Regions from separate parts of the Homo sapiens genome. Here region 2 is linked to region 1. A link is an interaction called in ENCODE POLR2A ChIA-PET data of the cell type or tissue named here. Cell type or tissue: HepG2. All regions are shown on one strand.

Region 1 (8,000 bases):
ACCCCTGTGTTTCGCTCACCCCTCCAGATTGACTCAGCTCCAGGTAAAGTCGGAAACTTCTCCCGCAAACAGACCTTCAGCTTCTCCAGTGGGAGTGTGTGTTCGGGAGAGGAAGGGCTCCTTTTCCCACTTCCACAGTTGGGGCACTCACAGTATTTGGAGTGTCTCCCAGGTCCTGCAAGAGCAGTTTACTTCCTTCAGAGGGTCTGAGATTGCTGGTTTGTTCTTGCAGTCTATCTGGGGCTAAAATTCACAATGCGAGCCTTCGCATGCTGCTCTGTCTGGACCTGTGATCTAAAATTCCATGGAGGGCAGTTAGGGAAAACACCTAAAAAGACTCTTGGGGGCGCTAATGACAGTTTGGGAAACACTGCTCTAGAGGATTCGTCATTAGTTACAAATAAGACAAAGATGCTTTCTGGCACCACTGTTATTCAGCAGTGTTTTGAAAATTACAGCAAACGCAATGTCAGTTAAATAAATGACATAAACTTTGAAGAGTAAAAGCCATAATTACAGTACATGAAGATAGTAAGATTTTCTACATTAGAGACATAAAAGGTCAATTGAAAAATGATTTCAGGAGAGCTCAGTGACTTGACTGACTTCAAGATACTGTATATTATGTGAACTCCCTAAGAACAGAACTGAATAATTCATTGACAGTCATAAAAAATGGTTTGAATAAGTGGGAGGATTTAATGTAAATATTTTAAATATCTTGGCTGGGCGCAGTGGCTCACGCCTATAATCCCAGCACTTTGAGAGGCCAAGGTGGGCAGATTACCTGAGATCAGGAGTTCGAGACCAGCCTGGCCAACATGGTGAAACCTCGTCTTTACTAAAAATACAAAAATTAGCTGGGCATGGTGGCAGGCGCCTGTAATCCCAGCTACTCGGGAGGCTGAGGCAAGAGAATCGCTTGAACCTGAGAGGTAGAGGTCGCAGTGAGCCGAGATCACGCCATTGCACTCTAGCCTGGGCGACAAAAGCAAGACTTCGTCTAAAAAAAAAAAAAATATATATATATATATATATAAAATATATATATATATTTTAAATATCCTGAAATTATCTTGAAATTTATACATTTCATACATTCATTTAAAAATTTGTGTTGAACACCAGTTGCATGGCAAATACTGTTCTAAATGCTGGGTGTACAGCAGTGTATGGAACAGATAAGAACTCCTCTAACTTACATCATTGTGGTTAGAGCTAGACGGCAAACAAAGAAGTCTAAGTATGTACTATATCAGGCTGGTGATAATTCCCATCAGAATTCCAGGAAGATTATTTTTAGACTCTGACAAAATATTTTAGAATTCATCTGGAGCAGTATCTGTGAGAGAATGAGAGAAGTTCTGAAAGATTGTCCTATTCGATATTGAAATATAATACAGAAATTAAATCACTGGTACAGGTTCAAGATAGGGCAGTGGGAGAAAATATAGAGAGGGCCAGGAAACATTCAAGCAAAAATGAGAATTTTTGTCTAAAACAAAATTGACATTTCAGGTTAGTGGAGAAGTGGATTGTTTAGTGAATTATGTGTATCAGCTAGGCATTCGGTACTCCAAAAAAGATTTCAACTGAGTCAAACAACTAAGTCATAAAAACAGATAACATTAAAGTACCAGAAACAGGACTTTGAAAGCATGACCCTAGAAGTAGTAGAGAAAAGGTCAATAGGTTTGACATGAAAATACTCAGTATTTCCCAAGGGCAAAGAATACCAAAAACAGTGTGAAAAGTCACATGATAAACTGGGGAAGATATTTACAGTACATGTAATGGACAGAGGGTTAATGTTCTTGCTAGATATCTTAAAATCAAGAAAAATAAACTCAGTAAAAAGATGCAAAGGGCATAAGATGGAATTCACACACAGTGCAAGTTGAATTTTTTTTTTTTTTTTTTGCCTGCCAGAGTGCTACAGGTAAAACAGATTGCTACTACCCAGTGTTGCTGGTGGGCTAGAGTGTTCATGTAGCTTTCTGCAGGCCAGTCTGAGAATATTTATTAGGATTTTAAAAGTGCATTCATTGACCAGCACTTCACTTCTGAATTTAATGCAAGGAAATAGTTGGGTAAATGGGCAAAACTATTTTGTACAAAAATATTCATTGTGTTCATAATAGCAAAAAATTGGAAATCATCCAAATGTCATTTGTGTTATAACTCCATACACTGGAAAAGTGAGCAGCCATGAAGATGGTGTAGATTTGTTTCACCAGCATGGAAAGGTGCCTGTTACATATTTAAGTGTGAAGATGAGGTTGTAAAATGTATGCCTGGTATGCTATGATTTCATAAGACACGTGGAACTATATCTTCTTATATGCCGATTGATGAAGATGGAATCAGTGTATATACCAAAGAGATTAAAAGTGGTTCTTTATCTGAGTGATGATTTTGTCTTCATTGTGTTTAGAATACTAAGAAGTTTCAGCAGTGGAATGCCTACTCTTCTTATAACCGGAGTGGAAACGGAAGCATTTTGTGAGAGGGCTGGAGGGAAGGTGAGAACGGGCGTTGGGAGGCCCTTCCGTGGCTCCAGGCCTAGGGCTGCGGAACCCACAACAGAACCCGCAACCGCAACCGGGAACCCGAGTGCCTGCCTAGCTGGGGGGCCGGAGGGAGGGCGGGGAGGGCAGCGCCACGGACCCCAGCGGACCGGAAGGGCTTGTGGCACGCGGAATCCCCCTCAGAGGCCCCCAGCTGCCTTCCCTGTGGCATCATGAAGTTTCGCGCCAAGATCACCGGCAAAGGCTGTCTAGAGCTGTTCATTCACGTCAGCGGCACCGTCGCGAGGCTAGCGAAGGTCTGCGTGCTCCGCGTGCGCCCTGACAGCCTGTGCTTCGGCCCCGCGGGTTCCGGCGGCCTCCACGAGGCCAGGCTGTGGTGCGAGGTGCGGCAGGGGGCCTTCCAGCAGTTTCGCATGGAAGGTGTCTCGGAAGATCTCGATGAGATCCACCTGGAGCTGACGGCGGAGCACCTGTCCCGGGCGGCGAGAAGCGCAGCGGGCGCGTCCTCCCTGAAGCTGCAGCTGACCCACAAGCGCCGCCCCTCCCTCACGGTGGCGGTGGAGCTGGTCTCGTCCCTGGGCCGCGCTCGCAGCGTGGTGCACGATCTGCCCGTGCGGGTGCTTCCCAGGAGAGTGTGGCGGGACTGCCTGCCGCCCAGCCTGCGCGCCTCCGACGCGAGCATCCGCCTGCCGCGCTGGAGGACGCTGAGGAGCATCGTGGAGAGGATGGCGAACGTGGGCAGTCACGTGCTGGTGGAAGCAAACCTCAGTGGCAGGATGACCCTGAGTATAGAGACGGAGGTGGTGTCCATTCAAAGTTATTTTAAAAATCTTGGAAACCCTCCCCAGTCGGCTGTGGGTGTGCCTGAAAACAGAGACCTGGAGAGCATGGTGCAAGTGCGGGTGGACAATCGGAAGCTTCTGCAGTTTTTGGAGGGACAGCAAATACATCCTACGACGGCCCTGTGCAATATTTGGGACAATACTCTTCTTCAGCTTGTTTTGGTTCAAGAAGATGTCTCTCTTCAGTATTTCATTCCTGCCTTGTAAAAATTCAGCCAGCTTAGATTTTTTTTTTAAGGTTTTGATCTTTTCAAAACTAAAACAGACCCTGAGTTAATTGGGTTGAAAATTTGGACCTTCACTGACTTATGCAGGGCGTATATTTTGTTGAGCCCTTCCTCCTTTGCAAAATTTATATTAAAGCATTGGTAAAACAGTTGGGTAGTTCATGTTTTGTTTATTGGGTTTGTCAGGTTTTTTTCCTGCTTAAGATTCTATCAAAGTTATTCTTCAACTCTTTTTTTCGGGGGGGAAAAACAGGGTTGTAATGAAATAAGTATTTTTGAATCCTGAAACAATTGCATCAGTATTTTATTATAAAATGCTGCTGTGTAAAGCGGGAAAGTTCTCCTTTTAAAATATGTATGAATGTTTTCCGAGGGCATTTCTTATGTAGAGAGCTAAATATATCTGCAAGATAAAAGGTATTTAGCATGTGTGTGCATTACATATTCTTTGTTAAGCCGTGTTCTGTATAGGATATGTCAAAGAATATATCAGTGTACATGGTTTTTAGATTTATTATCTACATAGTTTGAATTGCTTATTAGGTTCATTTTTCACATGTATCATATTCACATTAGAAATCAAGGAAATATAGGCATGTCTCAGAGATACTCCAAGTTTGGTTCCAGACCACTGCAAAAAGCAAATATTGCAATAAAGACAGATGAGTTTTTTGGATTTTCAGTACATATAAAAGTTATGTTTGCATTATACTGTAGTCTGTTGAGAGTACAATAGTACTATGTCTAAAAAATGTACACATCTTAATTTTAAAATACTTCATTGGTAAAAAATGCTGCTGCTCATCTGAGCCCTCAGCAAGTCATAATCTTTTTGCTGGTGGGAGGTCTTTACCTCCCTCTTGATAGCTGCTGACTGATTCCAGTGGTGGTTGTTGAAGGCTCAGGTAGCTGTGGCAATTTCTTAAAATAAAGTAGTTAACTTGCTGGATCGATTGACTTTCATGAAAGATTTCTCTTTAGCATGGGATGCTTTGGGTATTTTATCCACAGTAGAACTTCTTTCAAAACAGTCCTCTCAGACCCTGCCACTGGTTTATCAACCAAGTTTATACACTGTACTAAATCTTTTGTTGTTGTTTCAACAGTTTTCACAGCATCTTCAGGATGCTGTGATTCCATCCAGGAGTAGATTCTATCTCAAAAAAGTCACTTTCTTTGCTTATGTATAAGAAGCAACTCTTCATCTGTTTGTTTTATCTTAAGAGTGTAGCAATTCCTTAAGGCTCTACTTTTTTTTTTTTTTTTTTTTTTTTTTTTTTTTTTGAGACAGGGTCTTACTCTGTCACCCAGACTGGAATGCAGTGGTACAATCATGGCTCACTGCAGCTTCAAACTTCTGAGCTCAAACGATCCTCCTGCCACAGCCTCCCCTGTAGCTGGGACTACAGGCTCATGCCACCATGCCCAGCTAACTTTTTAATTTTTCTTTTGTAGAGAGGGAGTCTCACTATGTTGACCAGGCTGGTTTTGAACTTCTGTCCTCAAGCAATCCTCCCGCCTTAGCCTTCCATAGTGCTGGGATTACAGGCATGAGCCACCATGCCCAGCCTCTACTTCTAATTTTAGTTCTCCTGCTACTTCCACCATACTTGCGGTGACATCCTCCACCAAAGTCTTGAACTCCTTAAAGTCATCCGTGCTGGTTGGAATCAACTTCTTTTTTATTCCTGTTAATGTTGATATTTTTACCTCTTCCCATGAATCATCAGTGTTCTTAATGCCATCTAGAATGATGAATCCTTTCCAGAAAGTTTTCCATTCACTTTGCCAAGATCCATTAGAGAATCAGTATCCATGGCAGCTATAAACGTACAAAATTTATTTCTGAAATAATAAGACTTGCAAGATGAAATTACTCCTTGATCCATGAACTGCGGAATGGATATTGTGTTAGCAGTCATGAAAACATTCATCTCCTTTTGTATCTTCACCAGAACTCTTGAGTGACCAGGTGCATTGTTAATGAACAGTGATATTCTGAAAGAAATCTTTTTTTCTGAGGATTAGGTTTCAACAGTGGGCTTAAATTATTCACTAAACCAGATGCTGTAAACAGATGTGCTGTCATGTAGGCTCTGTTGTTCTATTGATAGAACACAGGCAGAGTAGATTTATCATAATTCTTAAGGGCCCTAGGATTTTCAGAATGGTAAGTGAGCATTGGCTTCAACTGAAAATTACCAGCTACATTAGCCCCTAACAACAGAGTCAACCTGTCCTTGAAGCTTTGAAGCCAGGTATTGACTTCTCCTCTCTAGCTATGAAAGTCCTAGATGGCATCTTCTTCCAATTGAAGGCTATTTGTCTTCAATGAAAATGTGTCGTTGAGTGTAGCCACCTTCATCAGTGATCTTATAATAGCTAGATCTTCTGGATAACTTGCTGCAGCTTCTGCATAAGTACTCATTGCATCACCTTGCATTTTTATGTTCTGGAAATAGCTTCTTTCCGTAAACCTTATGAACCATCCTCTAACTACAGCCTTTTCTTCTGCAGCTTCCTCACTTCTCTAAGCCTTCATAGCATTGAAGAGAGTTAGGGCTTTACACTGGGTTAGGTTTTGGCTTAAGGGAATGTTGTGGCTGGTTTATCTTCAATCTAGATCACTCACACTTTCTCCATATCAGCAATAAAGCTGTTTTAGTTTGTTATCATTCGTGTGTTCACTAGAGTAGCAATTTTAATTTCCATCAATAATTTTTCCTTTGCATTCACAGCTTGGCCAATTGTTTGCCACAAGAAGGCCTGGCTTTAGACTGTCAGGTCATTAGACATGGCTTCCTTACTAAGCTTAATTATTTCTAGCTTTTGATTTACAGTGAGAGACTTGAAACTCTTGCTTTCACTTGAGCACTTAGAGGCCGTTGTAGGATTATGAATTGGCCTACTTTCAATATTGTCGCATCTCAGGGAATAGGGAGGCTTGAGGAGAGGGAGAGAGAATGCTGGTTGGTGGAACAGTCACACACACATTTATCAATTAAGTTCCCTGTCTCATATGAGCATGGTTTGTGGTGCCCCGGAACAGTTACAATAGTATCATCAAAGAACACTCATCACAGATCACCATGACAGATGTAATGATAATGAATAAGTTTGAGATAATGCAAGAATTACCAAAATGTGACACAGAGACATGGAGTGAGCACATGCTTTTAGAAGAATGGCACTGATAGGCTTGCTTGATGCAGGGTTGTCACAAACCTTCAATTTGTAAAAAGTGCAGTATCTGAGTAGTACAGTAAAGTGAAGCACAATAAAAGGAGGTAAACTGTAGTCAAGTTCATGTTAACCAAAATGTTGCTTTAAGGGTAATTTTTGGATAAATCAGGTTTCCATTCATCCTCTTCCCTTCCCCACCCCCAGCCCCGCCAGTATTCCAGTACTTTACTTAGAAAATAATTCTTAATGTTTCATTGTTTTGAGAAAAACGAAGAGAGGTTATAAAAGGATGGTATAGTGATGAACAGTCTCAGGGAGAGGAGTAGCTTATATTCTTTTATATTAAATTTTAGTTTAGTTTTTTTGGTGGCTTATGCAGTAAGATAAGCCATTAACTTGGCAACCTTTATGTTTACATAGTAAATTCCCATGACTACATTTTTATCAGTAATGAAGAGTTTCCTACTAGATTTGGTGATAAAACACTTAAACTTGTTAATTTATTTTGTTTTGGTGATTTCTAAATTCCACCTGTGGTAGTGTGGAAAGAACACACAAACATTGGACCCAGGCGAGTCGCTTGAACCCTCTGGCTTACTAAGATGTGTTTCCGTTGGGCTAGATTCTGATTTAATGCTATTAAAGTTATAACATGGGAAGTTTAAACAGTTGTTTTCAAAAGTATTTCTGAAGTAGTCTTTAAAAATTATTAATAACCACTTTGGAGGTATAGTGTATGCTCTTTGAAACTATTTACTTCATATCTTCTGAGTTACGTACAAAAATATGTGAATTATTTTGTTTGGTGAGTATTTTCAGAGCTGTTTGTGAAGTTTTTTTTTTTTTTTTGAGATGGAATCTCACTCTGTCGCCCAGGCTGGAGTGCAGTGGCGTAATCTTGGCTCACTGCAACCTTCGCCTCCCGGGTTCAAGCGATTCTCCTGCCTCAGTCTCCTGAGTAGCTGGGATTACAGGCGCGCACCACCGCACCCGGCTAGTTTTTGTATTTTTAGTAGAGGTGGGGTTTCACTATGTTCATCAGACTGGTCTCGAATTCCTGACCTTATGATCTGCCCGCCTCGGCCTCCCAAAGTGCTGGGGTTACAGGCGTGAGCCACTGTGCCCGGCCTGTGAAGATTTTTAATCAAGCCATTTTTTGGTTCATTTAAAAAATCTTCTGCCCTCATGAGCACTTCTGTAGACTTTATTTTTTATTTTTT
Region 2 (8,000 bases), 220 kb after region 1:
GTTTCTTGGCACAATGTCTGGGATTTATTCCAAAATAATTCTAGGGGAGGGGCAAAGGGCAGGTCACAGATGAGATGAGGCTGGGGCTGGTGATGAGTATACATGGCCATTATGCTATTCTTTCTGTCAGTGCATGATTTGAAAGTTATTTCATGTACACTTTGAACAGACAAGTTCCTATAAGGCATCAGAGCAATTCTTGGTCTGCTGCTGACAATGAAAAATGTATGATGAGATCAAATACCTGGGAGGTAAGAATACTTTTCACATGTTGTTAATGGCTGAAAAAAAATTATGTGCAGTGAGCTGGGTTTGAACCACAGTCCGTCGTTTGCAGACTCCTGAAATGATATCAGAGAGAGATGAGCACAAAGCCAAGAAGGGAAGGCATGAGGCCTGGAATCAGCCCACCGGCCCCGTCTGACAGCCGTCTCACCAGGGAAACCTCAGTGTCTCTAAAGAAAGTCTCAATGGAGCCATGCTGACCCCTTCAGAGAAAAAGTCTGCCACCCCCTGTGGTACGTCCTATATGTTTATGCTCATTTGTTTATTATTATTTGTATCCCCAGCCACAGAGGGCAGGTGTCTGCTTCTTCAGCACTCTTCACCCTGCAGAGATGAGATCAAGCGCAGTCAGGCTATCTGGAGCGGAACTCGTCCCTCTTATAAGCTGGGTGACCACGGGTAACTTATTTGACCTCTCTGTTCCACGTCTGTAAAATGGGATGATCGTAGTACTTCCCTCATGGAGTTCTTTTATGAATCAGTAAGTTAATGCCAGCCAGTAAACGACAGCCATGTATGTGTTCCAGCGATTACTGCCCTGGTGGCAGTCAGAAGTCATGGAGGCTGAGCTCCTTTGTTTTGCATTTCTAAAACTCAGTGTCCCTTCAGCCAGTTTTCCTAGATCTACTCTACTTGCCAAAAAGAAAAAAGAATCCACTCTGTCCTAAAAGAAGACTGACTTCTCTCACGCTTAACAGGTTCAAATTGTGGCAGCTTTCATAGAATGGTGTTTTCTCTGCCTTTACTATCAAGGACTGGGGGCTTCTGGGACACAAGTGCAGGGGCCCCTCCCTGTGCACACTGCTGGGTGCTTCTGCCAAGCACCTGTTTTCACCAGTGCACCCTGCAAATACAGCCTCCTTCAGCATTTGGCTAAGGATGCAGCTCTGGAGAAGCCTGCCCTGGTGAGGCCTGAAGTCCAGTTCCCGTCCTGGCTCTGCCACCGTTGCACATACCTGTGCTGGGCATGGGATCTGTTCAGTTAACATCATGTTAACTGTCTCCTGTCTCCATTAAAAAAAGTCAAGTCAGCTGCTGCTGCAGAAAATAATATGGTGGTCTTCAAAAGTGACACGGAATTACTACCTGGTCCAGCAACTCCACTTCTGGGTAGAATTCTAAAAGAAGTGAAAGCAGGGCCTTGAGACATTTGCACACCCATGTTCATCGCAGCATTACATATTTGCACACCCATGTTCATCGTGGCATTATTCACAAGAGTCAAAAGAAAGCAACCCAAGTGTCCATCAAAAGAAGAATGGACCAGCAAAATGTGGAATGATATGATATGATGGAATGTTACTCAGATGGCAAAAAAAAGGGGATTCTAACACATGCTACAACATGCATGAACCTTGAGGATATTTGCTAAATGGAATAAACAGGTCATAAAAGGAAAAAACACTGTGTGATTCCACTTCTGTGAGGCTCCTACAGCAGTCAATTCGTAGAGACAGAGCAGAATGGTGTCTGCCAGGGGCTGGTGGAAGAGGAATGGGGAATTGGTATTTAATGGAGACAGAGCTTCAGTTTGGGAAGATGAAAACGTCCTAGAGAAGGATGATGGTGATGGTTGCACAACCATGAAAAGGTGCTTGGTGCCACCGACCTCTGCACGTAAAAATGGTTAAAATGGTGCATTTTTATATTATGTGTACATAAAAAAATTGATGTTGGTGCTTCCTTCATCTTTCTATTCCCTGCACCTAGCTGAGACCCCTGGTGCTCTCTCCTGGACTCATTCCAGAGCAGAATGAAACACATTCTCTTGAACATTCACAGTTGTTTCCAGTGAAATTGATTTAGGGAAACAGCCAGATATTACTCAGAGTCCAGTCAGCAGGCGTTGTTTGGTTCAGCACTTGTATGTGGTGGCAAATGGATGCGACTGTTTGCCTGTGAATCCCAGAAACAGAAACTTAGATCTGTGACCACCACACAATGCGTGCCCAGATAGCAGCACAGCTGGCGCAGCAGGCGTCTCCTGGGCCTGGAGCTGGGCACGGAGGCCAAAGGATGTGGACTTTCCATGGGAGCTTCCCAGCTCATGAATGAGATGAGGCTTGGCCTGTCCTGGGAGGGAACTGCGCTGAAGGACGGAACTCAAGAGGATGCCACACGGCGAGGGCAGTGTCACGGCTGCTGATGCGCTGCCCCTGCCAACGCCTCAGAGGAGCCCCTGGACTCGAAATCCTGCCTCTGCAGCTCTGTAGGCCTCCGTCGGTCTATTAATACCTCAACTGATAAAGAAACATTTCTTTCCCATTCCAACACATCCTAATCAAAAACAAATGAGACCAGCTTGCTGGCGGATTGCCTTGTGTTCAGTTCATGCCGGTGGCTCAGACCAGGGAACTGGGGGAAACCACAGTGTTTCTAATAACTGAAGAACTGTGTTTGACCTGGGCGTTTTCCCCGTGAAAGCTGAGTTGATCAAGCCCGCAGAGATGAAAACTGGGCGTCGGTGGAGAGATGAGTCACAGCGCTCCGTCCCTCACGGTGGCCCTCCTGCTGCCCTTCGTGGGCTGCTGCCTCTTCTTGTGTCTTCCTCCACTGCTCAGCTTGCCCATAGGGGTCTCAGGCACCGCAAGGCCGCTTTGTAAAGAATGGATGGAGCATGCACACACAGTGCCCGGCATATTCCTGCTGGGCCGCAGGGTACTGAGCTCCTTCCCTGTACTACTTCCCAGCTCTGCAGTTAGGGTTCTTCTCATTGGAATGGTAAAATGTTTATCCCAAGTGTATGTCATCCAAATGCTCAGTGAAAATAGTCCACCTGAGTTAACCTCTGTCCCCCAAAATGCCACCTTGTATCTCTGATAGAATTCTTGCTCCCTTCCTTTGAGAAGTGGAGCCAGGGGTGGCAGTCCTAGCCCCGTTACCGTGCATTTAATTTTTAAGCACATCTAGCTGAGTCATCCGTGACATCCCAAGCTATTTGTTGGTGCCTGAGAATACAGAATGAGTAAGATGCCGCTCCAGGCCCAGGTGAGAAGTGACACCGTGCTGGCAGCCTTCACAGCCCTCGCTCGCTCTCGGCGCCTCCTCAGCCTTGGTGGCCACTCTGGCTGTGCTTGAGGAGCCCTTCGGCTCGCCGCTGCACTGTGGGAGCCCCTTTCTGGGCTGGCCAAGGCCAGAGCCGGCTCCCTCAGCTTGCGCGGGGAGGTGTGGAAGGAGAGGCGCAGGCGGGAACCCGGACTGTGCGCGGCGCTTGCGGGCCAGCGCGAGTTCCGGGTGGGCGTGGGCTCGGGGGGCCCCGCACTCGGAGTGGCCAGTTGGCCCGCAAGTCCCGGGCAGTGACGGGCTTAGCACCTGGGCCAGCAGCTGCTGTACTCGATTTCTCGCCGGACCTTAGCAGCCTCTCCGCAGGGTAGGGCTCGGGACCTGCAACCAGTCATGCCTGAGCCTCTCCCCAATCCCAGCGGTGGGCTCCTGCACAGCCCGAGCCTCCCGGAGGAGCCCCGCTCCCTGCTCCAGGGCGCCAGTCCCATCGACCGCCCAAGGGCTAAGGAGCGCGGGCGCACAGCACGGAACTGGCAGGCAGCTCCACCTACGGCCTCTCTGAAGGATCCAGTGGGTGAAACCAGCTGGGCTCCTGAGTCTAGTGGGGACTTAGAGAACCTTTATGTCTAGCTAACGGATTGTGAATATACCAATCGGCACTCTGTATCTAGCTCAAGGTTTGTAAATGCACCAATCAGCACTCTGTGTCTAGCTCAGGGTTTATAAATACACCAATCGGCATGCTGTATCTAGCTAATCTAGTGGGGACCTGGAGAACTTTTGTTTCTAGCTCAGGGATTGTAAACGCATCAATCAGCACCCTGTCAAAATGGGCCAATCAGCTCTCTGTAAAATGGACCAATCAGCAGGATATGGCGGGGGAGGAGCAGGGAGAGAGAGCCAGGTAAGGGAATAAAAGCAGGCTGCAGGAACCAAAAGTGGTAACTCACTCGGGGTTGGTTCCACATAGTAGGAAGTTTGTGCTTTCTTTCTTTGCAATAAGTTTTGCTGCTGCTGAGTGTTTGGGTCCCTACTGCTTTTATGAGCTGTAACACTCACCACAAAGGTCTGCAGCTTCATTCCTGAAGTCAGTAAGATCACAAACCCACCAGAGGCACTGCCTTAAGAGCTGTAACGCTCACTGTGAAGGTCTGAAGCTTCATTCTTGAGCCGGCGAAACTGAACTCACCAGAAGAAAGAAACTGGAAACAGGAACATCACTTTTAAGAACTGTGACACTCCTCGCGAGGGTTTGTGGTTTCGTTCTAGAAGTCAGTGATAACCAGGAACCCGCCAATTCTGGACACACAGGTGGAGGGAGGATGCCTGTGTGCCTCCAGGGACTGAGCTGCATCCTAAAATCATGGGCTCCATTGTTCCACAATCTCTGAGAAAGCCTGGGGGCGGGAGGGCCTAAGGAAAATGACCATAGGACTTTGTTTAGCATTCTTGTGTTCAGTGCTGGGGGTGCCTGGCCATAGCTGGAAAACACTTCGCTCCTGCTGTTTTGAAACTTCCCTTGTGCCAAGACAGAAATGCCAAGGGAAGAAAAAACATGAAGCGTGTGGTCCCAGACACAGAAGCCATGTCCATCCCCTCCTCTCTCCCTCCTGTTCCATCCCATGGCTGGTTTTCGTGGCCCTGGGCCCTCGTTCCAGACCTACAGGTACTTGCTGTTCCTCACCTAGGGAACATGCTGTGAAAGGAAACGGGATTATAGGAAAATGAAAGAGAAGGTAGCGAAGATGCTGGCAAGTCAAAAATGTATCAGTGTCTGGGATGGCCTGTGGGGATCAGTGCCTCCCTTTGTCCCGGCAGAGTCGCAGTAGCAGGGCTGAAGCCCAGGCCCGACTTTGCGGCTCACACGCCCTTAGCTTACGCATCTGTGAGCAAAAGCATGCTGGGTCTAGGAGGCACTTTCTAGCCTGGCCTGTGTGGTGCTTAGGGTCCCAGCCATGGCATGCTGAATGTTTGCTTCTCTTTGCTGATCCTTTACTGACCTGAATGAAACGAGGAGACTATAAAAGTTGTCAATTACATCAGCTTCTTTTTTTCTTTTGTTTTTCTTTTTTAAGTTTAATTTTGGCTCTTCTAGGAACGTTATGTACTTGAAAAACAGAATACTATGGCATTCCTCAGTGGGAAAACAACTTTTCTCAGATCCGAAGCTACTAAAATGCCTACTTTTGACGTAGGGTTTTTATTTTTTTTGTTTTTAAAAAGAAAGGTGCAGTAAAATTTATTTTTTATTTATTTATTTATTTTTTCAAACGGTCTTGCTCTGCTGCCCAGGCTGGAGTGCAGGGGTGTGATCTCAGCTCACTGCAGCCTCCACCTCTTGGGTTCAAGCGATTCTCATGCCTCAGCCTTCTGAGTAGCTGGGACTATAGGCATGTACCACCATGCCTGGCTAAGTTTTGTATTTTTTTTTTTTTTTTAGTAGAGACAGGGTCTCACCAGGTTGGCTAGGCTGGTCTCAAACTCCCGACCTCAGGTGATCTGCCCACCTTGGCCTCCCAAAGTGCTGGGATTACAGGCGTGAGCTACCGCACCTGGCCAAATTCACTCTTTCTGGTGTGCAGTGCATCAAATTGGGTAAGCACTACCATAAGCACTACCATAAGCATGGCGCTGAACAGTTGGGTCCCTCCTCATGCTGCCCTGGGGCAGACTCCTCCCACCCTCAGCCCCTGGTATTCCCTGATCTCTCCTCTGTTCTTACTATTTTTTGCCTTTTCCAGAATGTCGTATAAGTGAAACCTACAGTAGGTAGTTTGTTGGGTCTGGCTTCTTCCACTTAAATGCATTGAAAATTAATTCATGCTTATGTGAAGATAAGATTTCATCTTTCTTGGTTAAGGGATGCCTAGTAGCAGAATCTTTTGGTCAGATGGTAAGCATATGTTTAACTGAATAAGAAACCACCAAACTGTTTCCCAAACTGGTTTACCATTTTTCACTTTCGCCAGCAACGCGTATGAGAGTTTTGGTTGTTCCGTGTCCTCTTCAACACTGGGTATTGCCAGATGTTTTCATTCCCGTTTTAGCCATTCTAATAGGACTGCAGAGCCCCTTGTAACTGAATTTGAATTTCTGAAATGATGAATGACATTTAACAGCCTTCCATGCGCCTATCTGCCATCCACATATCTTCCTAGGTGGAGGTTTATTTGCTCACGAAATATTCAAACATGCAGATGTAACAGGTTCTCCTCCGCCCACTCACCACTGATGTCTGGAGGAGGGAGTCTTTGTCTGGCTGTTGGTGTGCAGCATTCCCATGGATGCTCTTGATTATTTGTTACTTATGTCGGTCACCACAAACAATATAGCTTGAGAGGCAGCATGAACATAGAATATTTCTGGAAAAGCACAATGGAAATGGAGATTCCTACCCATCTTCAACATCTGACTGTTTTGGCAGTAGTAGACACTGGGGGCTACTAGGTCGGGGAGAGAGTGGGGTAAGGGTTGAAAACTACTTATTGGGTGAAATGTTCAGTACCTGGGTGATGGGATCCAACGTATCCCAAACCTCAGCATCAGGCAATATACCCATGTAACAAACCTGCACATGCACCCCCTGGCTCTAAAGCAAAAGTTGAAATTATATATACATTGAAAAAAGATGTGGCTCTCCAAGCCCACATCTCCTGATATGCTCCATGAGTTGGCCAAGGCTGCATTGGTTCTGTTGTGTGGCGCTCTGACTTTTCTCCTGTGGTCTTTTTACAGGGTTGGTTGGGATGTGAGTGTAACCTCTGCTGGATGTGGTCACATACAACTGTCTCTTCTCAGTTCTTTGCAAAGCTATGACTGTTCCTGTGAAGGTGTGGTTTGAGGTGGCTGCTGGATTTGACCCTGACTTCAGGAAGTTAAAGGCAGGCGCTTATTCGGAACTCTCCTTTCCCCCACCGCACCACCCTGCGGGAAGGACATGCATTTCTAGTGTTGGCTTCTGCATGGCTGCCTGGGTCATGCGTTTTTGTAGCTCATTAAGGATGACTCACAGGGAAATGAACAGAGGTGGCAGCTCTGCGTGGGTCTGAGGCTAGTTTAGCTTATTTGTCTAGTGAAAGGGGTAAGAAGGCCAATGCCATGGCATTGAAACCAGTGGATACCAAGCAGGTGTCAGCCATCCTCAAAGCACATATTTCCATGAGTATCTAGGAAAAGAGGTGGCATGAATGAACTAAGGGTCTCCTACCACTGGGAAACAAACCTGCCGGAGCCCTCGTGCTGGCGGGCCAACGACATTCTCTCTCTATGGGAGCAGAGCATGTTTTAAAGCTGTTTCAGATGGTGGTGATGCGTCTACCGGAGCAGAGACCCATTTCTTGGTCTAATGTTGTCCCAGCAGAGCTAGAAAGCTTAACTCAATGTCTTACTTTCACAAGACCACATGGCTCCAGGGGCATCCCCAGTCCTCAGAGACATGCCCAGGAGTACATCGACAGATACTCAGTGCACAGGAAGCAGTAATAACAAAACGTGGCAGAGCGGGAGTGTGACACCCACCACTGCCTTTCACCCCATTCGCCTCAGTCCCCCCTTTCTTTCTTCACCTCTTCCATATACTTTTCTTCCCGGGCTGATTTCCTTCTTTATCCTCTGCCTTCTCATTTTTCCCACTGTTATTGGACCTGTTTCATCCTGCCTGTTAGTCTAGCAGTTAGACTGTGTGTCTGCTTCCTCCAGTTGACTGATGGTAA

Evidence for each region. Peaks named below come from ENCODE experiments on the same cell type or tissue, not always from the same donor. Only the 100,000 strongest peaks of a DNase experiment are listed, where the experiment ranks them.
Region 2: POLR2A ChIA-PET joins it to region 1 with 10 read pairs; 2 of 35 experiments call an interaction of 5 or more read pairs at or near these places.

What each region holds. Positions count from the first base shown.
Region 1 is chr6:651,685-659,684 of GRCh38, reverse strand. All of the region lies in intron 1 of EXOC2 (exocyst complex component 2), which reads left to right. HUS1B (HUS1 checkpoint clamp component B) reads left to right here and starts at 2,585. Exons shown (of 1, transcript NM_148959.4): 1 at 2,585-3,746. The coding sequence starts at 2,741. The coding sequence ends at 3,577. RefSeq lists an enhancer at 1-571. In HepG2, no CTCF peak of the experiment used is centred here; no DNase peak of the experiment used is centred here.
Region 2 is chr6:431,378-439,377 of GRCh38, reverse strand. No RefSeq gene overlaps it. Among named protein-coding and RNA genes, the nearest start is that of IRF4, 44 kb to the right of the region's middle. RefSeq lists silencers at 2,403-2,603, 4,468-4,632 and an enhancer at 4,406-4,635. In HepG2, no CTCF peak of the experiment used is centred here; no DNase peak of the experiment used is centred here; H3K27me3 peaks cover 5,060 bases.